4 separate regions of the Homo sapiens genome follow, and all the other regions are linked to region 4. The links are chromatin contacts, found by Hi-C or POLR2A ChIA-PET in ENCODE. All regions are on one chromosome and are shown on one strand. The core of a region is the stretch at or near the end of the contact, and the rest is flanking DNA. Distances in the headings are between cores, read along the strand shown.

Region 1 (6,965 bases), core at 266-2,765, 310 kb after region 4:
AATCCCTGGGGGCTTGGTGGGACAGGAAGGCGGGAAGAAGCTGCTCTTCGAGTGACCCTGGGGCTGTCTGTTAGCAGGTCCCTCAGCCGTTGGAACGTCCTTGGGCTTCTGAACTAGTGCCCATGTGTGCCTCGGCCTTTCCCAAGGGCCAGCTTCTTCCTGGTAGTGCTTTTGTGTACTTGTCTGGTTGGGACTTCGTGTTTCTTTCTTGGGATTGTTGTCTGGGACTGCAAGCAGGGTATGTTTTTATCTACTGTGAGGTTCCTGGGGCGGAGATGTGCAGTGGAGCGAGAACTTCCTGTGACCGTGACATTGTCTAGGTGGTGAGCAGGTGTGGGGGTGTGGAGAGAGGTGAGGGGCTGAGGTAGTGCTGAGTGGGGAAAAAGCACCTCCCACCACAAGCTGTTCTGTCCCGCTCCATCCTCTGCCCAGTAGCTCTCTCAGTTGCTTTGCCTACTCAGTCTCACTGTTTCATCTTCCCTGGGTCTCTTGGTCCCCTTCCTTTTGACTGTGTGTGATTTTCAGTGTGCCTCCATCCTTCTCCTGCTCCTCTTCTTCCTCCTCCCGACCACTCAACTTTGTCCTGGCCTCATTTTTGGCCTCTTCTGGCCAGTGATCAGACCCTCTGGCCCACTACGGCCAGAGCTGGCTGGGCCTGAGGGAGGCTTGCCCTGAGGACTCCTGAGTCCCCCTCCCACTCCACTCCGTTGGGAGCCCAGGGGAATCAGGGCCTGGGCGTCTGGACCCCCGGGTCCCTTAGAACGCCCTTCAGAGAGAGGAACTGAGAGGAGAAGGAGAAGAGAGTGGGCCCGCCTTCAGGGTCTGGGGCCTTCCAGGTTGGGTCGTAGGGGCGGGAGCGCACAGGCTGCGAGAGAGGAGCAAAGGTTGGTGGAGGGAGAAGAGCAGTCTGGGGCCTGGCTGGACAGGTGAGCCCTGAGACCTGAGCTCTGCTCCCTTCTCTGGGCTAACTCCCGCAGCTGGGCTGGGCCGAGCCTGTGGGAACCTGCTTCTTCCTCTGTGCCCTGGGGCTGCTCCCCTTTGCCTCTCCCACCAGGAACCGATCCCAGAAGTAGGAGGGGCGTCTTCCCCTCGTGGGCCCTGAGCGGGACTGCAGCCAGCCCCCTGGGGCGCCAGCTTTGGAGGTTCTCGTTTGGGGAAGCGGGGGTGGGCTGCGAGTGGGTGGAGGGGGCTGGGCGCGGAGCCGGCCGGAGGCAGCGGCGCGGGCGGCTGGGCGGCCTGGGAGCGCCCAGGCGGGCTTGGCGGGCGGGTTACCTGGGGGAGGCCGGGCCGGGCGCTAGCGCGCGGGGTGGGCGTGGCGGGCGCGGGGCCTGGAGCTCGGCGCCGGGCGTGGGAGCCACTGGGACTACTGGGTCCGGGAGGGGGAAGGGAGGGCTGCGAGCCCGAACGCGCGGCGAGAAGGCCGAGGGGAGGGAGGGGAGCGAGGAGCGGGAGGAGGAAGGGAGGGAGCCGAGGCGAGGGGGAGGCGGCGCCTGGGCCCGAGCCGCCCCAGCCCTGGCTCCTCTCCCCGGAACAGGCCCCCGACAGCTGCTCTCGGGAGCCGCCTCCCGACACCCGAGCCCCGCCGGCGCCTCCCGCTCCCGGCTCCCGGCTCCTGGCTCCCTCCGCCTCCCCCGCCCCTCGCCCCGCCGCCGAAGAGGCCCCGCTCCCGGGTCGGACGCCTGGGTCTGCCGGGAAGAGCGATGAGAGGTAGGGAGAGCGGCGGCGGAACCCGCGGGCGGAGGCCTGGGGCTCTTGGGGTGGGGGCGCGCGGCGGCGCCTGCAGGGCGAGGGGCGGGGGAGGCAGGACGTCCCGAGCCATGCTTGGTCGTCCAGCTCTTCTAAGCCTCCCTGCCCGCCTCCCCGATGCTCTGGCATACCGTCTGAAAACCGGGGGCGGGGACTGGGTGGAGGTGAAGCCCGTGACCTCCCAGAAAGAGTTTTGAGCCTCCAGCCTTGAGGCAAGTCCCCTCTCACTCAGTGCGGAGGAACTGAGCCCCGGGAGGAGGTGCTCCTGTGCAGCCCCACTGAGTCAGCTCATCTATCGCCTGCCCTCCACCTGGCCAGTCCCTGCGGGCATCTAACTGCTAAGCCTCCGCTCAGCCAACACCCAGTTGGTCAGTCTGGTCACAGTCCAGCAAAAAGAGGGACTGCCACTCTAACCCACCAGTGACACCACTCTTCCCGGCTGGATGGTCAATTAGCTCTGGCATGAGAGAATGTCACTGCCGGTGAGCGCCAGCTTCAGGGTCCCACCCCCCCATGCCTGGCTCTTGGCTGAACATTTCTTCCCAGCGCTTCCAGCAGCCAGAGGCAGGCGCCCAAGCTCGCTGGCTGTTGCTGAGGGCCTGTAGGTGTGTCCAGGACTGAGTGGTGTGGTGGAGACAGGTGAAAGGGGAGTGAGTGGAAAGGCAGGGAAAGGCTGTTGTCCTTATTGCCACTCTTCCCACCCAGCGCCCACCTGTTCCCTGCCCCCTCGACGTCCCTCTGGCTTGGTCACCCATGTGTGTTAGAGGCTGGGCCCCAGTTCTCTGGGGATCCTGTGCCCAAGGGCCCGGGTGTGTGTGTCTCATGCTGTCTTTTGGTCACAGGAGCATGTGGTGTCTGTCATTTCATGTTCACAGGTGTCTGAAGGTGGCTATTCACTGAGCGATGGGGTTGGACTTGAAGGAATGCCAAGGTGTGGACGGGTTGATGTATGCATGAGCTTCTGTGTTTGCTCTGTCTCAGAAACTCTGTGAGGGTTGTCAGGGACACTGAGAGGTGGGTGTGTGCATGCCACATTTAGCCTCGCTGTTTACAGCCAGTTCAGTAAGTTTGTGTGTTTCACCGTGTGTGTGTGTACAGAGCTGTGTGGGTGTTGTCTGAGTGGGACTTGGGGGTTGGGAGAGGAGCGTGAAGGGCTTGAGGCAGGGTGGCCTGGCCCCTGGTTTGTCTTTGGTTGTAATGGAGTGGAAGGGGGTGGGATTGGGGAAGGTCTTCTGGGCTTGTCCTCTCTTGCCCTCTGGGTCTCTGACTGTGGACTGAAGACCCAGTGGAGAGAGATGAGGTGACTGGGGGTGTTGGAGAACAGACAGCCCAGACGTCTCTGTGCTTCTCCGTGTTCCTCTGCTTGGCTCTGTGCCCCGTGTTTCTGAGCCTGCTCTATTTACCTCTTGCATTGTGGCTCTCGCTCTGTCTCCGCCTGCCTCGTATCCTCTGCCTGCCTTTGTATCTCTGCCCCGGGCTCCTCTCGGCTCTGTGTGGCTCTGATGACTCATCTGGGATAGGCATGAAGGTTACTTAGGGGAACAAGAGCCCCGCTGTTCCCGAGAGAGGTGGGGTTGGAGAGCGGCACCCAGGAATTCCAAGCCAGTCTCCTGGGACTCTGGCAGCCTGCTCCCCGGCGCTGGACCCTAAGGGACCAGGCGTGATGCCTTCTGGTTCTAGCCTCTGAGTGCCCCCCACAACTCAGTCGTCCCCCTCAGCTGCTGCTTCAGAGCTCTGGGGTCTCAGCTGCCTCTTACATTCCTGCCCTAGTGCATTGTGGGAGCAGCTGGAGGAGGACAAAGGGATGGGGGAGTATCCCCCACTCCTCCTACCTCCTGGGGTGACCTGCCTTCCTTGTCTTTAGACCCGCCCTCGTCTCCAAGGCAACTCAGCCTTTCCTCAGTCCCTCAGAGGCAGCCACCTTCTGGAAGTGGGAACTGGGGGGACTGGATGTCTGGGTCTCAGGAAGGCAGAGCAGGGATAACTGGGCCCAAGATGCCCTGAACCTGATAAGAGGTGGCAGTCGAGTCCCTCAGGACTCCAGGGCCTGGAGACTTCAGTACAGGGCTCTGAGACCAGTACAGGTTAGGATAGCTTTTCCTGCAGCAGGGGAGGGGAGAGTAGTTACTTGGGTTTGTAAGGAGATGCCATTTAGAATAGTTTTATGTGGGGTAAGCTTCCTGGGCCTGAGGAACAGAGTAGGGATTTTCAAACTTTAATGGGCACAGGTCACCTGGGAATTGTGTTAAAAGGCAGATTTTGATTGAGCAGGTCAAGGGTGAGCCTGAGATTCTGATTTCTTCCATGCTTCCAGGTATTGCTGATGGTCCAGGGACCACCCTGGGCCTAGAGGGCTATAGGGGACAGTAAGACTAGAAGGTGCTGGGGTCCCCTCTGCCCTTCTCTTAGAATTCTGGACTCCTATGTGGGAGGGCAGCAGGGTGAGCTGGTCCAGGCTTATCTGATGTTTAATTCTATCATATCCTCAACAAGGAATTGCCCAACCTTTCCTGGGACATATTTATTTTTTAAAAGTCAAAATGATTTTCATATTCTTTTACATATCTTATGATTTTACATAAATGCATTTATGTTACAAGATTTAGAAAAATAGTACAATCAACCTGTCTTTTTAAATTTGCTTTTCTTTTGCCCCGTTCATGTTAACTCTTGTTATATTGTATTCTATTGTTATATTCTATTATATATTCTCTCCTTCTAGACGTACACACAGGTATATATACAAACATGGGTGCTTGTTTATTCTATTTTCAAAAGGTGGGATATTTTTTATACTTCTGTTGCTTGCTTTTCATATTCAACAGATATACATGGAAATCACACAAAGTTAGGAATATATTGCCTCTTTGTTACTTTTCATAGCTGCATAGTAGTCAATAAACCTTATTTTTTTTAATTCCAGCCTGTCCCCTGTGGGCATTCACATATCTTACAGATTTATGTCTTACAAAAGGTACCATAATAAACATCTTTGAAATCTTCTTTTTTATTTTTATTTTTCACTTTTTTTAAAGAGATGGGGTCTCACTATGTTCACCAGGCTGGTCTCTAACTCCTGGCCTCAAGTGATCCTCCCATCTCGGCCTCCCAAAGTGCTGGGGTTACAGGCATGAGCCACCAGACCCAGACCTGCACATATGTTCTTACTTCCTGGTGCTTCTCTCTCGAGGGAATGCTGGGTCGAAGAGGATGTGCATTTTTAATTATAATAGACATTGCTAGATTGCTTTCCAAATAGAAGATAACACTCATTTCTGCCATTGAGCATGGTGCCTCCCTTTTCATCACTTTCTACCACTTTTATATGTTACAGCCTTAAAAAAATATCTTGTCAGTCTGCTTGGTATTTCCCTGAGGCTGGTGAATTTGACCATTAAAAAAAATGTTTGTTGGCAATTTGGCTTTGCTTTTCTGTGAAATGACTATTCACATTCTTTGGCTGTTTCTTTATTGGGTTACTTATATATTTTTTCTTGTCAGTTCCTAAGGGGCCTTAGTTTATTGTAGTTATTAAACCTTTTCCTGTTGTATGTGTTATAAACATTTTTTGCACACTTGTTGTTTGTTCTAAGCCGTTGTTTATGGGGATATTTTGCCCATTCCTGATTGGAGAAATGGGGCTTTAGGAAGTTATTTAACTGATCTCTGCCCTAGTTTCTTCATGTGTTAAATATGGATAGTAATAGTATCTACCTTATGAAGTGACTGTGAAGATAAAATTATGGATTCTGTTTAAGGGTTTAGGCCAGTGTCTGGCACAGGGGAAGCATTCTAAAAATATAGCTGATGCTGTTAAACAATGACTGTTGTTGTTGTTTTACTGTTATTATCCCCAAAGCGGCCCATTCTGTCTGTTGCTGTCAGCTATGACTCAGTCCCCTGATTAACTTACGCACCACCCATTTTATCCCCTGCAGAGATGCTGCCCCCACCCCCTTAGGCCCGAGGGATCAGGAGCTATGGGACCAGAGGCCCTGTCATCTTTACTGCTGCTGCTCTTGGTGGCAAGTGGAGATGCTGACATGAAGGGACATTTTGATCCTGGTGAGGAGACTGAATCATGGGTCCCTGAGGGCCAGGGCTTGGGAGGTAGAGAGTTGGGGGCCTTGACCTGTTACATGCCTGCTTTTTACTCAGCCAAGTGCCGCTATGCCCTGGGCATGCAGGACCGGACCATCCCAGACAGTGACATCTCTGCTTCCAGCTCCTGGTCAGATTCCACTGCCGCCCGCCACAGCAGGTACTTGGCACACCTGGCACACTTGTAGCTGCCCCGAGAGGAGCTCCTGGGACCTCTACTTCCCCTCCAACCCCTCTGCCCATGCCAGTGAAACCCCTGCAGGCTGAGGGGGCAAATGAAGTGGGGTTTAAATACTGGAGATGGAGGCAGACCTGGGGCCAGATGTTCTCTGTGCCCCTCTTCACCCTCAGGTTGGAGAGCAGTGACGGGGATGGGGCCTGGTGCCCCGCAGGGTCGGTGTTTCCCAAGGAGGAGGAGTACTTGCAGGTGGATCTACAACGACTGCACCTGGTGGCTCTGGTGGGCACCCAGGGACGGCATGCCGGGGGCCTGGGCAAGGAGTTCTCCCGGAGCTACCGGCTGCGTTACTCCCGGGATGGTCGCCGCTGGATGGGCTGGAAGGACCGCTGGGGTCAGGAGGTGAGACTGGCAGGGGCAGCACCCAGAGGAGGTTGGCTCTCCTCACTTCCAGCTGTACTTTAAACACCACCTATACGCTGACGACTCTCCAGTTTATATCATCTCCAGACTAAGCCTCTCAGCTGAGCTCCAAACAATATTGTAAACCTGGCCACCTTTTGGATTTCTCCACTTAGATGTCTTTTTTTTTTTTTCTAATAGATGGGGTCTTGCTGTGTTGCCCAGGCTGGTCTTGAACTCCTGGGCTCAGTGATCCTCCCACCTTAGCCTCCCAAAGTGCTGGGATTACAAGCACTGTAGCCAGCCACCTAGATGTCTAATAGGCATCTCAAACGTACGTTTAACTTCCCAAGCTGAATTTGATTCCCATTCCCAGCCTAAACCTGCTCCTCCCCTGGCATTCTCCAGCTCAGGAAGTGGTATCACCATTGCCTGGTTGCCTAGGCTATAAGTTAAGATGATATCCTTGATTCCTTTTTTTCTCTCACCTCCTTCCAAAGCATCAGCAGCCCCGTCTGTTCTACCTCCATAGTGTTCC
Region 2 (7,144 bases), core at 4,645-7,144, 340 kb after region 4:
CCCAAGGTGCTGGGATTACAGGCGTGAGCCACCGTGCCCAGCCCCACCTGCAGTTAATTTAAAAGTCAGGCCCTGCTTGTCCAAACCTGCTTCTCCTCCACAGTCTACTGACTCAGTGAATGGCAGCATCATCCACTTAGCTGCACAAGCCGCACAAGGTGGCATCCCCGAGCTCCTTCTCCCTTACCTTCCACCTCTCAAGTCCAGTCCAGCACAAAACGCTGTTGATTTTGCCTCCCAAATCTCCCTGGAACTTGTCATCTCTGTCTCCATCGCCCTCCTGGCACATGCTGCCTCCATCTTGCCTGGACTCCTGCAGTGGTCTCCCAGCTGTCACCCAGATCTGCCTCTGCTCCTCTCTGGGTTGTTTTCCACCCTGCAACCACAGTTATCTTTAAAACACACAAATCTGACCCTAATCCTTCATTTCAAATCCAGCAGTGACTTTTCATTAATCTTAAAATGAAGAACAAAATCCTTCTGGCCAAGGTTGGCCCCCACATACCTCTCCAGCGTCCTCCCCCACCCGCTTGCTTTCCTCTGTGGGCCACTGGCCTTCTTTCAGATTCACCCAATGGGCCACAGTACTTCCTGCCACGTGGCCTTCGTGGCATGCTGTTCCCTCACCTGGAACAATGTTCCCTGCAGTCTGTGCCTTATTAACTCCTGCTTGTCCTTCAGCAGTCTTTCCTGACTTCCCCAACCAGGTCAAATTCCCTACTGATAATCTCAGAGGACATGAATCTCTTCTTTGTGGCACTTACTACGTGTGTAATTTTACATATCTTTTTATACCTGCCCCTCCCACCAAACTATAAGTTGCACAAGGGCAAAATCTTGGAACACAGGGCTCAATATTGGTTGAAAGAAAGAATTGTAGCAAATATCTGATAGACTAACATAGATTCTATGTAGTTACAGAACTAGAACTAGGATTAATAAGTGAAAGTTACAATAATGATGATAATATATTACTGAGCACCCACTATATACCAGGTATTGAAATTACGACATATTATATCTTACTTAATACAACAATATATGAAGTAGTTAAAATTACTTTGCACAGAGAAGAAAATTCTGTTAGGTTAAGCAGCTTGCCCAAAGTAGCAGTCAGTCAACAGTAAAGCCTGTGGGAAGTGGGTCTGTGGGCTCCTGGCTCTCTGTTCCTTTTTTTTTTTTTTTTTTTTTTTGAGACAAAGTCTTGCTCTGTCACCCAGGCTGGAGTTCAGTGGCACTATCTCCGCTCACTGCAACCTCCGCCTTCTGGGTTGAAGCGATTCTCCTGCCTCAGCCTCCTGAGTAGCTGGGATTACAGGCACCTGCCACCATGCCCGGCTAATTTTTGTATTTTTAGTAGAGACTGGGTTTCACCATGTTGGCCAGGCTGGTCTTGAACTCCTGATGTCTTGATCCACCCTCCTCGGTCTCCCAAAGTGCTGGGATTACAGGTGTGAGCCACCACGCCTGGCCCTGGCTCTCTGTTCTTTCTCTCCAGGATGCTGCCTGAGAGGAGGAGGTCATGAGCTCCCTATCACAGGAATTTTCTTTTTTGAACTACCATGCCCACTAACATGCTGGCCAACACGGTGAAACCCTGTCTGTACTAAAAATACAAAAAAAAATTAGCCAGGCATGGTGGTTCACGCCTGTAATCCCAACTACTCGGAAGGCTGAGGCACAAGAATCGCTTGAATCTGGGAGACAGAGATTGCAGTGAGCCAAGATTGTGCCACTGCATTTGACCTGGGTGACACTGTAAGACTCTGTCCCCTCACCCCCTCCAAAAGAGGTGTGCCTATTTCAATTTTTTTTTTTTTTTTTTTTTTTTTTTTTTTTTTTTAATTTGAGACAGACTCTCATTTTGTTGCCCAGTCTGGAGTGCAATGGTGTGATCTCAGCTCACTGCAACCTCCACCTCCAGGGCTCAAACAACCCTCCTGCCTCAGCCTCTCAAGTAGCTGGGCCTACAGGCATGCACCCTCATGCCCAGCTAATTTTTTTATTTTTTGTAGAGACAGGGTTTCACCATGTTGCCCAGGCTGGTCTCAAACTTCGGGGCTCAAGTGATCTGCCTGGCTTGGCCTCCCTTCAAAGTGCTGAGATTACAGGCATGAGCTACTGGACCCGGCCTCAATTTTCAGCAAAAGTGTATGAGTATGCTCCTATACCCTGGTCAACATTGAGGTTGTCAATCCTTAATTTCTTTTTTGCTGAACTTTTATATTTTAATTTTATTTATGTATTTATTTTGAGATAGAGTCTTGCTCTGTTGCCCAGGCTGGAGTGCAGTGGTGTGATCTCGGCTTACTGCAACCTCAGCCTACTGGGTTCAAGTGATTCTCCTGCCTCAGCCTCCCAAGTAGCTGGGATTACAGGCGCCCGCCACCATGTCTGGCTAATTTTTGTATTTTCAGTAGAGACGGGGTTTCACCCGCTCAGGCTAGTCTCGAACTTCTGACCTCAAGTGATCCACCCGCCTCGGCCTCCCAAAGTGTTGAGATTATAGGTGTGAGCCACTGCCTCCGGCCGATTTATTTATTTTTATTTTTATTTATTTATTTATTTTGAGATGGAGTTTCACTCTTGCCCAGGCTGGAGTGCAATGGTGTGGTCTCAGCTCACTGCAACCTCTGCCTCCCGGGTTCAAGTGATTCTCCTGCCTCAGCCTCCCAAGTAGCTGGGATTACAGGCGCCCGTCACCATGCCAGCTAATTTTTGTGTTTTTAGTAGAGACAAGGTTTCTACTAAAATGTTGACCAGGCTAGTCTGGAACTCCTGACCTCAGGTGATCCACCCACCTTGACCTCCCAAAGTGCTGGCATTACAGGTGTGAGCCATGGCGCCTGGCCTATATATTTATTTTTAAGAGACAGTCTAATTCTGCGGCCAGGCTGGAGTGCAGTGGTGTAACTGTAGCTCACTACAGCCTTGAACTGCTGGACTCAACCGATCTTCCTACCTCAGCCTCCTGAGTAGCTAGGACTTCAGGTGTGTGCATACCGAGCTAATTTCTTTTTCTCTTTTCTTTTCTTTTCTTTTCTTTTTTTTTTTTTTTTTTTTTTTTGAGACAGGGTCTCACTGTATAGCTCAGGCTGGAGTGCAGTGGCATGATCACAGCTCAGTGTAGCCTTGACCTCCTGGGTCCAAACAATCCTCCTGCCTCAGCCTCCTGAGTAGCTGGGACCACAGAACCAGGCCTGGCTAATTTTTTGAATTTTTTTTTTTTTTTTTTGAGACAAAGTCTCGCTCTTGTCCCCCAGGCTGGAGTGCAATGGTACGATCTCAGCTCACTACAAACTCCACCTCCCGGGTTCAAGCGATTCTCCTGCCTCAGCCTCCCGAGTAGCTGGGCTTATAGGCGCCTGCCACCACGCCCGGCTAATTTTTGTATTTTTAGGAGAGACGGGTTTCACCATGTTGGCCAGGCTGGTCTCGAACTCCTGATCTCGGGTGATCCACCCACCTCGGCCTCCCAAAGTGTCGGGATTACAGGCGTGAGCCACCGTGCCCAGCCAATTTTTTGATTTTTGAAACATTTCTGATATTCTGTTTAACTTTCTTTTTGCTTTGGCCAATCTTTCTTTCTCTTTCCTTCTTTCCCCCTCCCTAACCCTCCCTTCCTCTCCCCTCCCCAATTCTCCCCTCTCCAGTTCTCCCCTGTCCTCTCCTCTCTTCCCCTCTCCTTTTGGGACAGGGTCTCACACTGTTGCTCAGGCTGGAGTGCAGTGGTGCTATCATTGCTCACTGCAGCCTCAATCTCCTGGGCCCAAGTGATCCTTCTACCTCAGCCTCTTGAGCAGCTGGGACCGCAGGAGAGCACACCACTACACCTAGCTAATTTTTGTTTTGTTTTGTTTTTGTAGCGATAGAGTTTCTGTATAATGCCCAGGCTGGTCTGGAACTCCTGAGCTAAAATGATCCACCTTCTTTGGCCTCCCAAAGTGTTGGGATTACAGGCCTGAGCCACCCCGCCAGGCCTCTTTCTTTTCTTTTTCTTTTCTTCTTCTTTTTTTTTTTTTAAGCTGCTCCTTGCTGAGCAGGGCTAACTAGTAAGCAGTGGTCTGTCCCAATCTTTCTATTATGTTTCTTTTTCTTATTGCTTTGTAACAGCTTTTTGTATTTTGTTTATTTCATCAACCATTTCTTCCTAGATTGTAAATTGTCTTTCAACCTTACCTAAAGTTTGCCATAAAGAAGCTCTGTCAATTTTTAGCTTTTCTTTGAAGATTTTAAAACATTAATTGCTAAAAAGACAGGGACAACAGAAAACATGGGTGGGCTACAAAGTATAAAAAGTCTTGCATAGTCATTACCATTTTGATCCCTGGTTGCTTGCAAATGTGCTTCAAATCCCAGCTTGGGCACTTCCTGTCTGATTGTAGGGATTTTTTTTTTAATTTTTTTTTTTTTAGAGATGGGCATCTCAGGTTGGGCTCAGTGGCTCATGCCTGTAATCCCAACACTTTGGGAAGCTGAGGCAGGTGGGTCACCTGAGGTCAGGAGTTTGAGACTAGCCTGGCCAACATGTTGAAACCCTATCTCTACTAAAAATACCAGAATTAGCCGGGCGTGGTGGCACACACCTGTAGTCCCAGCTACTTGGGAGGCTGAGGTAAGAGAATCGCTTGAACCCGGGAGGCTGAGGTTGCCGTGAGCTGAGATCATGCAACTGCACTCCAGCCTGGGTGACAGAGTGAGAGACTCCGTTTCAAAAAAAAAAAAAAAAGAGAGAGAGAAATGGGGGTCTCCCTCTGTCACCCAGGCTGGTGCGATCATAGCTCACTGTAGCCTCAAACTCCTAGTCTCAAGCGATCCTCCTGCCTCAGCCTCCCAAGTAGCTGGGGGTCACAGCTCTGAGCCACCTCGCCAGGCTGCAGGCAAATTTCTTAATCTTGCCGGGCTCCAGTCTTCCAGTCTATAAGGTGGGAATAACAAAATTTGCATATAGGAATTTGGGGAAACGTGTAGTTCTGGGTTTGGGTGAAGACCTCCACTTTTGTAGTAGGTTCATAAATCAAATCAGAGCAAATAGTTGGTGTCTTAAAAACTGTATTTATCTGGGTCTTCTAAGTAAACGGTTTGAGGAGTGGTGGAGGCAGAAATTAAGATTTACTGAGTACTTAGGGTCAAGTAAGGTGCACTGGATCGTGTTAATCGTTAACTCGTGGAAACCGCCCAGAGTGTGTACGCTTTCTTTCTTTTCTTTCCTTTTCTTTTTTTTTGAGACGGAGTTTCACTCTTGTCGCCCAGGCTGGCGTGTAATGGCATGGTCCTGGCTCACTGCAACTCCGCCTCCAGGGTTCAAGCGATTCACCTGCCTCAGCCTCCAGAGTAGCTGGGATTACAGGTGCCCACCACCACGCCCGGCTAATTTTTGTATTTTTAGTAAAGACGGGGGTTTCACCATGTTGGCCAGGATGGTCTCGAACTCCTGACCTCGGGTGATTCGCCGCCTCGGCCTCCCAAAGTGCTAGGATTACAGGCGTGAGTCACCGCGCCCGGCCTGGAGTGTGTATTATCCCAATTTTATGGGGAGTAATTGTGCTCACTCGGCTCACCACCAAGTCGCCAGAGCGCGCCTCCGCAAGGAAGCCCTCCAGGCACTTCTACTTTCCCGGACCCGCCTCCCGCTCCAGCCGGTTACACGCGCCGTTAGCAGCGTGGGCGGAGTTGGTTCTGCCTTCGCGGAACCAACTGGTCCAGCTTCTGGTGTCTCCCCTCGCTCAATTAAAAGCCAGCTCCTCTCCTTTCGGCTTCCCCACGGTGCCTTTCGGGATTTGTAGTCAGACGCGCTTCAGCCGGCTCTAAGGAGAGCAAAGGCAAGACTCCAATTCCCAGCATCCCCCGCGCCCGGAGAGTGCAGCGTCTATTCTCATCCTCTTCACTTTTCCACTCCTCCCCTTACCTCCCTTCTCTTCTGAATTCTCCATTCTGGGCTCTTGCCTGTGAAATCTTTCTTTGCTTTCCCCATCTTTTCCTCGCATTTTTTCACCATCTTTCCCTCAATCTCCAGGAGCCAATGCGAGACTTTGGCTCCGATTAAGCGACGGCCCGAGACTCGGGGTGCGCGAGGAGGATCGACAGAGTGGTGAGGGGACCTAGGAGGGCGGGAGTGGCAGAGGTATGAGAGAGAGAGAGGTGAGTGGGAGGCGAAGAGTGAGAGGAAGGCAGGGAGAAGCTAGGAGATCGGAAGGCGTGGGTCAGGGTGAATGACGTGAAGTAGACTTGGGAAGGGAAAAGAGGTGGCTTTAGATTTGGGAAGCATGGAGGGGAGAGGTTACCGCCGTACTTAGCAGAAGTGGGCTAAGAGATAGAAGATAGGAAGGACGGGCAGATTTGGAGCTTGTAGACTGGTCTGACCAGGATGGGATGGAAGAGAGAGGTGTGGGCTCAATTTTCTTTGTCCCTGTTTAGCCAAAGATGAGACAAGTCATTGAAATACAAAATGATCTTGCAAACACTGGACAGTTAACAATTCTGTCACTTGGTAATTGAGGGAAGACTGGAGTTGAAGGGCAGAAATAGGGTGAGGAGGCAAGAAAGGGAGGGAGATTGGTCAGGTTTGGGAGAAACCAGAGGAGATGAGTGACATGGGAAAGGAGACCACAGAAAAGGTGGGGTTATTGTGGGGACTGATGGATCTGGAATCAGTTAGAAAGGTCAGGGGTGACACTGGCATGGATGGTGAGGTTGCACTTCTGACGTTTGCATTCCTCAGGTGATGGAGAGCACCCCTTCAAGGGGACTGAACCGAGTACACCTACAATGCAGGAATCTGCAGGAATTCTTAGGGGGCCTGAGCCCTGGGGTATTGGACCGATTGTATGGGCACCCTGCCACATGTCTGGCTGTCTTCAGGTGAGAAGCCCCTTCATGGCAGGGAAATGTAATGGGGTCTGCGGAGTGGAATAAAATATCATAGGTAAAAGTGTAGCAGCCTGGAGTCGGGGTGGGGACTGGGGGCAAGGGTTGGAAATTGCTCTAAAGTGTGGAGGCCAAAACAGCAGGACTGGTAAAGTTGTGCTGGAGTGAGATGAGATGTTTGAGAGGTAATTGAGGGCAGAGATGCAGATACAATGCAGCTTCTGATACTAACCTTTGACCTCTGTTCCTGTACAGGGAGCTCCCATCCTTGGCTAAG
Region 3 (6,316 bases), core at 739-3,238, 500 kb before region 4:
TAAGTGATCACTATAGGTGAGTATTTTATTAGTATTGAGATAAATACAATACACAGTTGACCCTTGAACAACACAGGTTTGAACTGCTTGAGTCTACATATATGTGGATTTTCTTCTACTTCTGAGACCCATAAGATAGCAGCACATTTAAGCCCTCCTTTTCCTCCTCCTGAGCCTACTCAACATGAAAATGTGATCCACTTCTACTTAATGAATAGTAAATATATTTTCTTTTCCTTATGATTTTCTTAATAATGTTTTCTCTAGCTTACTTGATTGTAAGATTATATGTATTATAAGTATATAATACATATACAAAATATGTGTTAATCAACGGTTTATGTTATTGGTAAGGCATCTGGTCAACAGTAAAGTTTTGGGGGAGTCAAAAGTTATATATGGATTTTTGGCTGTTCAGAGGGTCAGCACCCCTTACCCCCATGTTGTTCAAGGATGAATTGTATATCTATTATAATAGATTCTTACATAGAAAGAAAGAAAAAAGTAAAGTCACAAGGAATCCTACTCCACAGAGATAACCAAATTATACTGTATATCTGTGCTTGTGTATATGTATGTGGCTCTGTATATGTGTGTTGCTATATATGTGTTTGGTTTTTTTAATGGACTAGACATGCTGAACTATATCTTGCTTTTTTCTGTTTGAACTAAAAACTTTCAAGGGGAACAAATGCATACTCAGGTCCCGCATTCCTTGGCTCAAATAGTGATCAAGGGGTTACTGTAATAATTATCATATAATTGTGTGGCCCTTTATATATATTCAGAGCTCTCAAACATAGCTATCTTGTTTGACCCCCACAGCAACCTGGAGAATGGGCAGGGCAGTCTTCCCCACTGTACGTTTGAACTGTTCTGGCAGTTGACTTTCCTGACCCACTCCTGAAATCTGAAACAAACCTGTTCATGTTTCTACCCTACTTTAAGCCTTTCTCTGGCCCATAACAGTGATTGGATTAAGCTTAATTTCTTAGCAAAGCATACAGGTTCTTCCATATAACCACTGCCTACCTGTCAAGCTTCATCTGGCACTCCCTCAGATCCAAGCGGTACAAAACTCCATTTCCTGTAGTGCACACATCTACAACTTTTTAAGCTGCTCTTCTAAAAAAACCTACTTGTCGGCCTTCCTGGTTCTTGTTTTACCACTTTCTTTTGCTCTCTAAGAAACGTGCATATATTTTTATAAAATAGCCTATACTGTAATTTACGACCATTTCTCTGCTTCATCCTACTCATCACCCCAGAGAGAACGAATATGTTGGCAGTATGTAACTACATTCAGATTTACAAATCAGACATGGCATTTGTTAATGCCCCAGTGTTTCATATTTTTGTTAGTTTTCAGCATGCCTGTCTTTCCTACTAGAGCTAAAAGGCAGGGTCTGAGCGTCTTACGCGCCTCCATCTTCAAGGCGTAGCACAGTGACTGAAAAAAACTGACGTTGAACGTGCACTAAACTGAACTGCTCAAACACCTACAGGCACAGGGCGAGGGGTAGAACCACATCGCTTGACTCTTAAGTGTGTTTCCAACTGCTCCCACTTCCCGTTTTCTTTAGAGAAACCCAGACCAAACAAGGAAAGGGAAATAGGCCACGGTAGGGTCATTACTATTGCTCCTTAAGCTTCCTCGCCGGTCCACCTACCCAGACAAGGCAAACGGAAATCTGCAGCAGGACTCAGCTTGGTGCACACAACTCCGCCCTCGCCACACCCACTCTGCAGCGTCTGGCCCGGCAATACCCATCTGGGCGCCCCTCCTGCTTCCTCTAGGCTGTGAGTACGCGTGCTGCCCCAGACTCTCCCTCCTCCACCCACACCCGCAGTGACACCCCTTCCGCCAAATTTGTTTCTCTTTCTTTCAGCGCCTGCGCGCTGTCACGTTACGGCGGAACTAATCCAGCGACGCCTGCGCTTTGACGCATTTGGTGCCGTGGAAGGGAAAAAGGGGGACTGCAGTATGCGTCACACCCGGAAGCGGCGAGCCGGAAGTGGGGTTAGCCAGGTTATCCCCAGGGGTGGAGAAGCGGAGGCCCAGGAGGAGGGGGAATAAAGAAGGTGGAGGATCCTGGCTACCACTCTGAATCCGATACCGCTTCTCTTAGACCTCAGCGACAGAAAAAGGGAAGGGTGTCTCATCCCCCTTCCTCCTCTCCTCCCTGTCCTGAGCCTTAGCCATGGCCGAGGCAGGGGCTGGGCTGAGCGAGACCGTCACTGAGACAACGGTTACCGTGACAACCGAGCCCGTGAGAAAGGCGGGGGGGCGGTGCTGTTTAGGGGTCTGGGAGATACTGGGAGGGAGGGGACAGGGATTAGAAGAGTTGTTGGAGGAGCTAGGCCTAGGGATATGGGAGGTGTGGGGTTGAATATCTAGGGCTGGGAGAATCGGAAGGTATTGGAGCTATTTGGAGTGGCAGAGATGGTGCAGGAGGCAGGTCAAGGAACTTGTAATAGGGAGGTACAGTTAGGATATAGGTGTTGCTGCTTGGGGTGGTTATGTGTGTAAGTAATAAACGAAAGGGAAATTGAGGATTAAGGAGCCAGGAAGATGTTGGGAGGAAATCAAAGGTAGTGTAAGAAAGCATGGTTGGAGGCCAACTTATCAATATTATCAATATTGATATTCGAATAAATATTTATTGAATGGATGAATGTAAAAGGAAGTGGCAGGAATGAGGAAACAAGAAAAGGAGATGAAAAGAGGTATTTTGAGAAATCAGAGAGCAAAGATGTAAATGGAGAAACAAGAAGTATTTATCCAAAAACATGTTAAGTTGCCTTCAAAGGGAGAAGGTTGCATTGGGCTTAATACTCTTGGATTAAAGGAAGTTTAGTAATTAATAGATTAGTAATACTTGCTACTAGAGATGCCAGGATGCCAGAGAATAGGTGGATAAGAGGTAGGGAGGGCTGGAGCTTGAGAATGAGAGAGGTTTTGTTTGTTTTTTTAAGAGAAAAAGAATAGGGGATCTGGAAAAAGGAAGGGAGATCAAAGATTAGGTGCTGGGGACTGAAAAATAATTTTCATGTATTAATACTACCAAGGATGATTTGGGGAGGAAGACGGAGAAACAGCAAGGATTATATTTTCCTTTGAAGAGTTGCTGGGACCTTTCCTAGGTTAGGAATTGTGTCTTCTCTTATACTGGTGGTATAAGAACAGGAAATAATACTTATTCCTCAAGGGACTATCTGAGGTAAAAGACCTGTTCTGTTTTATCTTCTGTCAGCTCCTCTGGTGCTATGCCTATGGTACTGATTGAGCTAAAGAAGAAAAGAGAGGAGGTTCCCTGGGAGGGAGTGGGAAAGGTTAGTAAGAGGGGACTAGATAGGTATGCTCATCCTTAACCTTCTAGGAGAACCGGAGCCTTACCATCAAACTTCGGAAACGGAAGCCAGAGAAAAAGGTAGAATGGACAAGTGACACTGTGGACAATGAACACATGGGCCGCCGCTCATCCAAATGTGAGTAATTGTTGGCCCGCAGTAGCCCTGGAGTTCTGGCTCCCTTCAGCATATCTTGTATCTACTCATATCCACTGGCTTTCCAGAAGCCCCCAGATGTTCATAGTTCTGTCACTTTTTTGGTGGTGCTGTGGTATCAGGGAAAGAGGTAGGGAAGGGCTAGAACTGGAATTGCCTAGGTCTGACAGCAAGAAGTGTCAGAGGTGGGAGAAGTGGGGCTTTGAATTCGTGGCTCTCTAAGAGGACAAGAGGGGTGGGGCCTGAGTCCCAGAGGGTGGGCCTGGGGAAGCTGGATCCTGGAAGGTAGGAGAAAATAGGAATTTTCACTGAGTTTGAGTGGGAATGGAACTGACTATATATCTTACCCTTCCTCCTCTTTAACTGGGCTCCTCCCTCTAAATCTAGGCTGCTGTATTTATGAGAAACCTCGGGCCTTTGGCGAGAGCTCCACGGAAAGTGATGAGGAGGAAGAAGAGGGCTGTGGTCATACACACTGTGTACGTGGCCACCGCAAAGGACGGCGTCGTGCAACCCTAGGACCGACCCCCACCACCCCTCCCCAGCCTCCTGACCCTTCCCAGCCCCCTCCAGGGCCAATGCAGCACTAAATCCCTCTCTCCTCCAGCATTCCTGTGTCTGTCTGGCCCTAAATGTATCCATGTGGCTACTTCTCCAGCCCCCTCCTTCCCTCTCTTCTGCCTGATAGAGGGAAGAGGAAGAGGAGGACGAACAGAGATCCTGAAATTCTGACTTGCTGCTATTCCAGAACCCAGCCTCCTGGGTTTCCCCAGTCCTCATTTTTCCTCCCAATACCCACCCTTCTCTCTCGAGGGATCTAGGCACCTTGGTCCCAGTGTCTTCCTTTTGTTCTCACTGCCAAACTGCCTGTCCTGGGATCTAGTTATCTTGGCCCTGCACTCTCAACATGAGTAGCGAACACTTAAATTGGGTTTTCAACAGTCCCAGCTTTCACTGCCAGGGTCCCAGTCAGATTCCAGGAATTTGCGCCCTAACTTTGCTTGCTAATCCTGGTTTAGAGCTATCCCACTAAAATATTTAATCCTAATTCTTAGTCCTTGCCTGTGAGATATGAGGTCTTACAGGAGACCTCAGAGCTCCCAGCCCTTCTCCTCCTGCTAACCCTTCTCACACCCTCAAGAGGAGTTAGAAAAGAGGTCCTTGTCATTCTCACCTCTTATGGAAAATGGAATAAGAAATAATCATATCCTTTCTTCCCACCCTTCTCCTGTTATTTAGGATTTCTGACAAAGCTGGCTTGAGATTGGTCACTTAGAGCCGACTGTCTCCTCTGCCTTTTGTTTTTCAGCTTCAGAGACAGATCCAATATAGTCCCAGGGACCTGGGTCTCTGGGAGAGGAAGGAAGAGGGAGGGAGCAAAGAGATTGGGGTATGTCCCCTGTAGTACACTCTTACCTCTTACTTCCTAGACTTTGATTTCTCCGGCAGCCCAGATGTTCAGTTCTCTTGGCCCCTCTCTACCCCTTACTGGGATCCGGTTTTCATTTTCCGGTCCTTTTGCCATACACAGTTACAGAGATCAGTCAAATCCATACCACCACTGAGATCTCATTTATTGCCACAGATGCACAAAATAAATAACCCAAAATCACAAAATGTGTTAAATATGGGCCCATTTATACTTATGGGGAAGGGTGTGAGACTATACACAAGGATGAGTTTGGAGATGTCTGAAGTATTCCCAGGTTGAGGAGGAGAGAGGGGAAATAGCACCATTGGTTCCTTTCCGTGAGTATGTGCGGGGAGAAGTTTCAAGAAGGTTCTTATGGAAAAAAGGCTGTGAGCATAGAAAGCAGTCATAGGAGGTTGGGGAACTAGCTTGTCCCTCCCCACCCCCAGATCCTGCAAAAGAGGTACAAAGCTTCCCAGAGGGCCACAGGGCCCAGACCAGAGTCAAGCCTCTTGTTTTAGGAGAAACCTCAGTGGACAGGCAGGGTAGCCCAGTCCTTAGATCTGTGGGGAAGGCCCTGAGCCCTTCTGGAGCTAGGAGTGGCAAGAGTGGGAGTCAAGTATTTGACCAGCAGAGCCTCTATGTAGGAATCATGGTCACTTTACCAATACTGATGGGGAGGGCCTGTTCCCCATTGCAGGCCTAGAATGGTTTGAATGGGAGAAGTCAGGAAGTACTGTAGTAGCTGTAGGGGAGAGAAGATTCTGAGAGCCAGAAGGCAGGAATGGATTTGGTTTTGAGCAGGGACGTGGAAACGTGGAGACCAGGTGAGGTCTCATTATTTTGGGGCGAAAATGTGGGTTGCTATTAATACTCCTGCAATGGGCGTGTGAATGTGTTCCCAGAAATGAGTGGGGAATTCCACCCCCAAAAAGCAGCTGCAGGGCCAGTGGCCGGGCCAAACTTCTAGTTGGAGACGAGACTCAGCTTTCCGCTGGTACAATGCGGAGCGGAGCACGAGGGTCGCAGGTGCAGAACAGCGGGAAGATGCGCTCCCCCAGGGGGCCAGGCGCCTGGAAGGCGTAAAGCAGGTCGAGTGAGCGGCCGTCGTAGAAGGCCACGCGGCCCCGCTCCCAGTCCAGGTCCACGCGAATGCGCCGCGGCGGGGGCTCAACACCGCCCAGCAGGGTGGGTTCGGGTGCCGTGAGGGCCCACAGGCGGCCGCCGCGGCCCTCCACGGCCCACACGGCCCCCGCAGGGCACAGCCTTACGCAGCCCTTGCGTTGCACTGATTCCCCGGCCGCGCCCACTGCATAGTGGCTCTCCTCGTCGTCCGCATCCTCCCCAGAAGAGTCTCTGCAGGAGGCGGCGTCCGCAGTCTCCACCTCCCAGCAGTGG
Region 4 (7,135 bases), core at 4,247-6,746:
TGTTTGACACTGATTTTCTGTGAGATAGTTTATGTTCAACAAGAGTACCATGGCCTAACTATGGGCAACAGGCCAGCTCCCAGCAACACCAAAGCCTGCCAGTTATTGTCAGGCCAGTTCCCAATTCTCAGGGACTGTTTTTCTTAAAAGTATGCAAACATATAATTACAGGTTGAGATGAATCATATGAAGGAAATAAATGGGGTACTGAATAGAAACAGTAGTTGGGGAGCTACTCAAGACATGGTGGCCGGGCGCGGTAGGTCACGCCTGTAATCCCAGTACTCTGGGAGGCTGAGGCGGGTGGATCGCCTGAGGTCAGGAATTCGAGACCAGCCTGGCCAACATGGTGAAACCCTGTCTCTACTAAAATAACAACAACTAGCGAGGCGTGGTGGTGGGCATTTATAAATAATCCCAGCTACTTGGGAGGCTGAGGCAGGAGAATGGCTTGAACCCAGGAAGCAGAGGTTGCAGTTAGCCGAGATTGCACCATTGTACTCCACCCTGGGCAACAGAGCGAGACTCCATATCCAAAAAAAAAAAAGACATGGTGGCTAGGATAGACCTCTCTGAGGAATCTGTAGATGAAGGGCCCAGAACTTAGCCTTGAGGAACTCTGACATTGAATTGCTAAGTGAAGAAGGACAAGGATAAGCCAGACAAGGAGACTAAGGAGGGATGACGGAGAGGCAGGGAGAGATCTCAGAGTGTGGCGTCACCTGGCTGCTTGCTCAGTGCCAGGTACCCTGCTAAGCTCTTTATAGACATTGTCTTTGTCTTATTTAAGCTTCACATACTTTTTTGGGGGGGGAGAGGGGGTGGTTCAAGCGATTCTCCTGCCTCAGCCTCCCGAGTAGCTGGAATTACAGGTGCCCACCACCACACCCGGCTAATTTTTTGTATTTTAGTAGAGATGGGGTTTCACCATGTTGGCCAGGCCGGTCTCGAACTCCTGACCTCAGGTGATCTACCTGCCTCGGCCTCCCAAAGTGCTGGGATTATAGGCATGAGCCACCGCACCTGGCCAAGCTTTGCATACTTTCAGTGAACACTTTAGTGCCTACTGTAGGGCAAGCACTGTTTTAGGAGCTGGAGCTACATCAATAAAAAGGACAAAATCCCTGCCCATATGGAGCTTACATTGCTTTGAGGATGATAGACAATATACATAGGTAATATAATTTTAAGTAATAGTAAATGCTTCAAATGAAAATAAAGTGAAAAAAGAGGTTAGAGAGTGACAGGTGGAAGAGAACAGGTTGATACAAAGAGAGAGCTGCTTTGAGGAGGTAACACATAGAGAGAAAATTAAACGAGGGAACAAACCATATGAACACACAGAGAAAGTGCGTTCCAGGCACAGGGAACAGCAAAGGCAAAGGCCTTGATGCAGGAATGACTCTGGGGTGTTTGAAGTAAAAATAGAAGGCCAGGCCAGGCGTGGTGGTTCATGCCTGCAGTCCCAGCACTCTCAGAGGCTGAGGCAGGAGCACTGCTTGAGCTCAGAAGTTTGAGACCAGCCTGGGCAACATGGTGAGACCCTGTGTCTGCAAAAATGTTTAAAAAGTACCCAGGCCTGGTGGCGTGTGCCTGTAGTCCTAGCTAGTTGGAGGCTGAGGTGGGAGGATCCTTTGAGGTTGCAGTGAGCTATGATTATACCACTACACTCCAGCTTGAATGACAGACCAAGATCCTGGTTCAAAAAAAAAAAAAAAAGCCCAGTGTGGCTAGACTGTGGGAGATGGGATCAAGATGTTTAACAGAGGGCATATTGTACAGAGCCCTATAAACTATGGTAAAGCATTTGGATTTTATTCTGGATTTTATACTTTTTTAAATATTTTTATACTTTGAACAAATGGATTTACTTTTTTTTTTTTTCTTTTTGAGACGGAGTCTTGCTCCATCACCCAGGTTGGAGTGCAGTGGCATGATCTCAGCTCACTGCAACCTCCACCTCCCGGGTTCAAGTGATTCTCCTGCCTCAGCCTCCCAAGTAGCTGGGACTACAGGCGCCCACCACCACGCCTGGCTAATTTTTGTATTTTTAGTAGACACAGGGTTTCGCCATGTTGGCCAGCCTGGTCTTGAACTCCTGACCTTTTGATCCGCCCGCCTCAGCCTCCCAAAGTGCTGGGATTACAGGCGTGAGCCACCGCGATTGGCCCATGGATTTACATTTTAAAACCACCTCTGACTGTAGGTGTGAAGGATAGACTAGAGAATGAGAATGACAGCAGGCAGACCAGTTAGGAGGCCAGCGCAGTGCAGTGGTCCAGGGAGAAGAGACGATGGCTTGGTCAGGGTAGAGGTGGAGAGAAGTGGTTAAATTTGGGTTATGTTTTCGTCTCAGTTGATGGCAATTACATCTTTCTAGTTAACTCAGGCCAGAAATATTGGAGTCATCCTTAATTCTATTTGTCAAACATGACCTCCAATCCATTAACAAAACTTGTTGGCTCTTTTCCAAAATACATTCAGAAACCAGCCCTTTTCACACCTCCACTGCTGTCACCCTAGTCTGAGTCACCATCACCTCCTAATAGATCTCCCTGCTTCTGTCATTTCTGCCCATTCTTTGCTGCCTGCCCCCTCCCACCTCCCGCCCAGGTTGTTCTCAGCACAGCCTCCAGAGTCATCCTTTTTATTTAACAATTTAAAAAATGTTATAGGCCAGGCATGGTGGCTCACGCCTCTAATCCCAGCACTTTGGGAGGCCGAGGCAGGCGGATCACGAGGTCAGGAGTCCGAGACCAGCCTGACCAACATGGTGAAACCCCGTCTCTACTAAAAATACAAAAATGAGCCAGGCATGGTGACGCACGCTTGTAATCCCAGCTACTCAGGAGACTGAGGCAGGAGAATTGCTTGAACCCAGGAGGCAGAGGTTGCAGGGAGCCGAGATCACGCTACTGCACTCCAGCCTGGGCAACAGAGCAAGACTCTGTCTCAAAAAAATAAAATAAAATAAAAATTAAAAAATTGTATTATATACGGAGACAAGGGGTCTCGCTATGTTGCCTGGGTTGGTCACAAACCCCTGGGCTCAGGCAATTCTCCTGCCTCAGCCTCCCAAAGTACTGGCATTACAGGTGTGAGCCACTGCACCTGGCCAGGTCATCCTTTTATTTATTTTATTTTATTTTTTTTTTTTTGAGACGGAGTCTCGCTCTGTCGCCCAACCTGGAGTGCAGTGGCGGGATCTCGGCTCACTGCAAGCTCTGCCTCCTGGGTTCATGCCATTCTCCTACCTCAGCCTCCCCAGTAGCTGGGACTACAGGCGCCCGCCACCTCGCCCAGCTAACTTTTTTGTATTTTTAGTAGAGATGGGGTTTCACCATGTTAGCCAGGATGGTCTCAATCTCCTGACCTCGTGATCCACCCATCTAGGACTTCCAAAGTGCTGGCATTACAGGCATGAGCCACCGCGCCCCAGCCCAGGTCATCCTTTTAAAATGTAGGTTGGATCACATCACTCTGCTCAGAACTCTGCAGTGACTTCCATTTAAATCAACAGAAGAAGCCAAAATCCTTAAGATAATTTAAAAGACCTTTCCCAATCCAGACCCTGCTTTACTTCTCTTTTCACCTTTCCCACAACTCTGGCTCACTCGTGCCACTCCAGCCCCTCTTGCCTCCTTCCTGTTTGTTCCCCATGTATGTCCGAACACTCCTGTCACAGGGCTTTACTCCAGCTGTTTCTTATGCTAGAAAGGCCCTTCTCCTGGAAATCCATGTGGCCAAAACTAATCTTCTTTAATGATTTGCTTGAATTTCACTTTACTGAGGCCTCATTTAAGACTAAAATCTGTCCTCTTGATACTTTTAAACTTGATCCATATTTTCTTTTATCTATAGGATCATCTCCCCTGCTGGAAACCTAATCAGAGATCTTTATTTTATTCAGTAGTATCCCAAGAGCGTAGAAGAGTGCCTGGCACATACTATACACTCAATAAATATATTTGTTGAACAGATGAATGAAAAAATGAGGCAGACTTAGCTGGCTGATGGATTGATTAGGGGAGGAGGAATGGAGAAAGAGGATGATGACCTTTCAGTTTTGGCCCAAATAACTGAATGACCTGTGGTGCAATTTCTTGATGGGGAAGCCTGGAAGAGACAGGCTTTAGGAGTAAGAACAAGAGCTCCATTTTGTACGTATGAGAGAGATTTATTAAAGATCTCAGAGAAGATGTCCCATAAGCAGTTGAATTCATGAGCCTGGAGCTCGGGGCAGAAGTTGGGGGCCAGCAAGAGAAGTTTGGGAATCTTCATTGGTTATAGATGGTATTTAAAGTCAGGAGGTGATAGGTGATAAGTCTAGATTAAGGAGAGTGTCAAAGATTTAGCCCTGAGGCACTTCAACATTTAGACTTCAGGAGAAGCCCATTAGATGCAAAGGAAACCTATAGAGAGTAGTGTCCCTGAAGAAAACAAAGGAGGGAGGGAGCGACCAAGTCTATCAAACATTGATGGGAGAGTGAGTAGGATGGCCCCAGATCTGTTGACTTTGGCAAGTGTGAATTCAGACAATGGTGGCAACAAAAGCATGATTGTAGTGGTTTGAGAGCTGACAGAACTACAGGAGCACCTTGCTCAAGCTCCCATATTAAGTGGTAGAGTTAGAAGTGAACCAAAGTCTTGATTGTGGTGATAGTTTACTGGGTTTATGCAGGTCAAAACTTATTTAAGTGATACTTTGCAGTTTATTTTGGGTGCCATTTTATTTTGTGTACAGTTTATTGTATGTCAATTATATCTCAGTAAAGCTGTTACCAAAAAAAATAAATGAACCGAAGCTCCACTGCACCGTGACTTCTGCATGTTGGGCTCCAGTTCCCTGTTTACAATTGTACACTTCGGGATTTTGTGACACATTTCAACACTGGACCGATCAGACCTCTCCCTTAGCCATTGGTCTGCACTGTCTTTTCTGCCCATGACCCAGTCAGTCTCGCGCCCCATGACCCTCTCCTAAAACACGCGCAGTCTCCTCTCTCTTCCCCTTCCTCTCGTGTCTTCCTTGCCTACCAGCCTCACCTGATGGGCTCGTGTTCTCTCCGTCCCCGATCCACTCGGGCTCCGGCAGCTGCTGCTTGGGCGCCTTCGGCATCGCGGTGGCAGAACTAGAAACGAGTTACAGATAGAAACTAGAATATGCTTTTTAAAAAAACAAAAAACAAAACAAACAAAAAAACAGTATGCCTCAACTCCTTCATACTAGTAGGAAATTATTATGTTCATTCCTTGAGTCTCGCGGCGTCGGGAGGTCACGGCGTCAGGCTTCCCAGACAGTCGTAAACGCCATGTGTTTACGCGACTGGAGCAAGCGGACGCCGGCCCCGCTCCGTCATTGCAGGCCACGCCTCCACTGAACCAGGGCCACGCCCCCGAGATGACGGCGAAGCTCGCACGTGCGCAGCCCGGGGGCGGGGTTGGCCGCGCCAGCTTGGAGAGCCAGCCCCATCGGGGTTCCCCGCCGCCGGAAGCGGAAATAGCACCGGGCGCCGCCACAGTAGCTGTAACTGCCACCGCGATGCCGAAGGCGCCCAAGCAGCAGCCGCCGGAGCCCGAGTGGATCGGGGACGGAGAGAGCACGAGCCCATCAGGTGAGGCTGGTAGGCAAGGAAGAAACGAGCAGAGGGGGAAGAGAGAGGAGACTGCGCGTGTTTTAAGAGAGGGTCATGGGGCACGAGACTGACCGGGCCCCTGCGGGAGTTACTGCGCATGCGTGCCGTGGGCCCGGGAGGAGTTTGCCGGGGAGGAGTGGGTTTGGAATCGGGGTTAAAGGAAAGAGATCCAGATGTCGCACGTGACCTAAGTGAGACTGGGCGAGATAAAAGAAAGAGCATATGGCACCGAGGGAGAGATGGGGAGAAATGGGAAAACCTTGCTTAAAAAATTTGGACATCCGCCCCACCATACACTGTATTCCACCAGGAATATATGAGCCCTGCCTCGACCTCCCCTTCCCCCTGCGCGCGCATACACACACCTTGGGAGCCTGTGATCCCCCTTGTTTCTCAAGAGAGGGTGACTCCTTCATGGTTTCTTTCTTAAGACACCCCTCTCACTCAACTGGAGCAAGAGTGTAGATTTTTGATGTTGGAATGAGGGTTAAGGTTTACTTAAAAAGCAGCGAAAGTTTGTTAAGCGCTTGTTTTTAATTAAGCACTCTATATACTGTGCTTTGAGAGGGGAAGGAAAAAAACATGAAGATATCCTCCCAGGGTTGAAGTCAGTTTTAAGGGGGACATAAATGGACACAACTAACCCCAGTAGGTACACAGTAACTAATTTTAAAAGCACTTATTGGATGCCTACTGTATACCAGGTACTGTGTGGAGGAAGTGGGAATGTAGAGATAAAAGATAAGACTTTCCCTCAAGGGACAACCCAGTATGGTGAAGGGTCAGAGCATTAACCAGACAGACAGTGGTTGTCAGAGTATGATGAAGGTGCTTAAGAATGTTATGGGACTGTAGAAGAGAGGAGGAGCATCTACTCAGACAGGTAAGGGAGTGTCAGCAAAGCCTCCCAAGAATATGTAATAGCTGAGTATTTTTTTTTGAGGCACATTGTAGCTCCATCACCCAGGCTGGAGTGCAGTGGCATGAACATGGCTCACTGCAGCCTCCACCTCCTGGGTTTAAAGGATCTTCCTGCCTCAGTCTCCCAAGTAGTTGAGACTACTGGCATGCACCACCACACCTTATTTTTAAAATTTTTTGTAGACACAAGATCTGGCTATGTTGCCTAGGCTGGTCTCAAACTCCTGGGCTCAAGTAATTCTCCTGCCTCAGCCTCCAAAAGTGCTGGGATTACAGGCGTGAGCCACTACATCTGCTCCCCAGAGTTTATTCTTGAAAGATCATCGTGAATTAGCAAGGGGAAGCGCATTCCAAGCCAAGGAAGTTTGTGGAAGGTAGAGATGTAGGCAAGCCTGACTGGTCCCACTAGAGCCTGGTGACTAGTGTGATGAAGTCAGAAAGATGCTCAGGAGACAGATAATGAAAGGCTTTAGATGCCATTCCGAGGAGTTTAATCCTAAAGACATTAAGAAGGAAGGCCCATTGAAGTGCATAAGGAATGATTATGAACAGTTCACCTGTAGCACTGAGCAATGGAG

Evidence for each region. Hi-C counts contacts between places; a loop is a spot of excess contacts on that map. ChIA-PET counts read pairs that join two places held with the same protein, here RNA polymerase II (POLR2A). Pooled maps may share reads with other maps.
Region 1: a pooled map shows a loop between it and region 4 (4-fold over the local background). The contact joins the promoter of DDR1 here to the promoter of ABCF1 in region 4. A Hi-C loop is called at or near these places in 3 of 50 pooled maps. POLR2A ChIA-PET finds 5 or more read pairs at or near these places in 5 of 52 experiments (AG04450, Caco-2, H1 and 2 more).
Region 2: a map of left ventricle myocardium superior shows a loop between it and region 4 (12-fold over the local background). The contact joins the promoter of GTF2H4 here to the promoter of ABCF1 in region 4. A Hi-C loop is called at or near these places in 1 of 168 maps with a recorded cell type or tissue (left ventricle myocardium superior), 1 of 37 single-sample maps with no recorded cell type and 10 of 50 pooled maps. POLR2A ChIA-PET finds 5 or more read pairs at or near these places in 5 of 52 experiments (GM12878, WTC11, activated B cell and 2 more).
Region 3: a loop to region 4 is called in a map of CD8-positive, alpha-beta T cell, with 31 times the contacts of the local background. The contact joins the promoter of PPP1R11 here to the promoter of ABCF1 in region 4. A Hi-C loop is called at or near these places in 2 of 168 maps with a recorded cell type or tissue (CD8-positive, alpha-beta T cell and naive thymus-derived CD4-positive, alpha-beta T cell), 2 of 37 single-sample maps with no recorded cell type and 13 of 50 pooled maps. POLR2A ChIA-PET finds 5 or more read pairs at or near these places in 2 of 52 experiments (WTC11 and activated naive CD4-positive, alpha-beta T cell).

What each region holds. Positions count from the first base shown.
Region 1 is chr6:30,883,004-30,889,968 of GRCh38, forward strand. It overlaps DDR1 (discoidin domain receptor tyrosine kinase 1), which reads left to right and starts at 1,516. Exons shown (of 18, transcript NM_001297654.2): 1 at 1,516-1,707; 2 at 5,685-5,811; 3 at 5,905-6,007; 4 at 6,199-6,427. The coding sequence starts at 5,727. RefSeq lists enhancers at 1,051-1,824, 1,894-2,401, 3,417-3,923.
Region 2 is chr6:30,902,313-30,909,456 of GRCh38, forward strand. GTF2H4 (general transcription factor IIH subunit 4) reads left to right here and starts at 5,895. Exons shown (of 14, transcript NM_001517.5): 1 at 5,895-6,091; 2 at 6,722-6,861; 3 at 7,123-7,144. The coding sequence starts at 6,725.
Region 3 is chr6:30,065,210-30,071,525 of GRCh38, forward strand. PPP1R11 (protein phosphatase 1 regulatory inhibitor subunit 11) reads left to right here and starts at 1,989. Exons shown (of 3, transcript NM_021959.3): 1 at 1,989-2,270; 2 at 3,381-3,489; 3 at 3,895-5,124. The coding sequence starts at 2,202. The coding sequence ends at 4,097. It overlaps RNF39 (ring finger protein 39), which reads right to left. Exons shown (of 4, transcript NM_025236.4): 4 at 5,061-6,316. The coding sequence ends at 5,902.
Region 4 is chr6:30,565,946-30,573,080 of GRCh38, forward strand. ABCF1 (ATP binding cassette subfamily F member 1) reads left to right here and starts at 5,497. Exons shown (of 25, transcript NM_001025091.2): 1 at 5,497-5,615. The coding sequence starts at 5,543. RefSeq lists an enhancer at 5,117-5,678.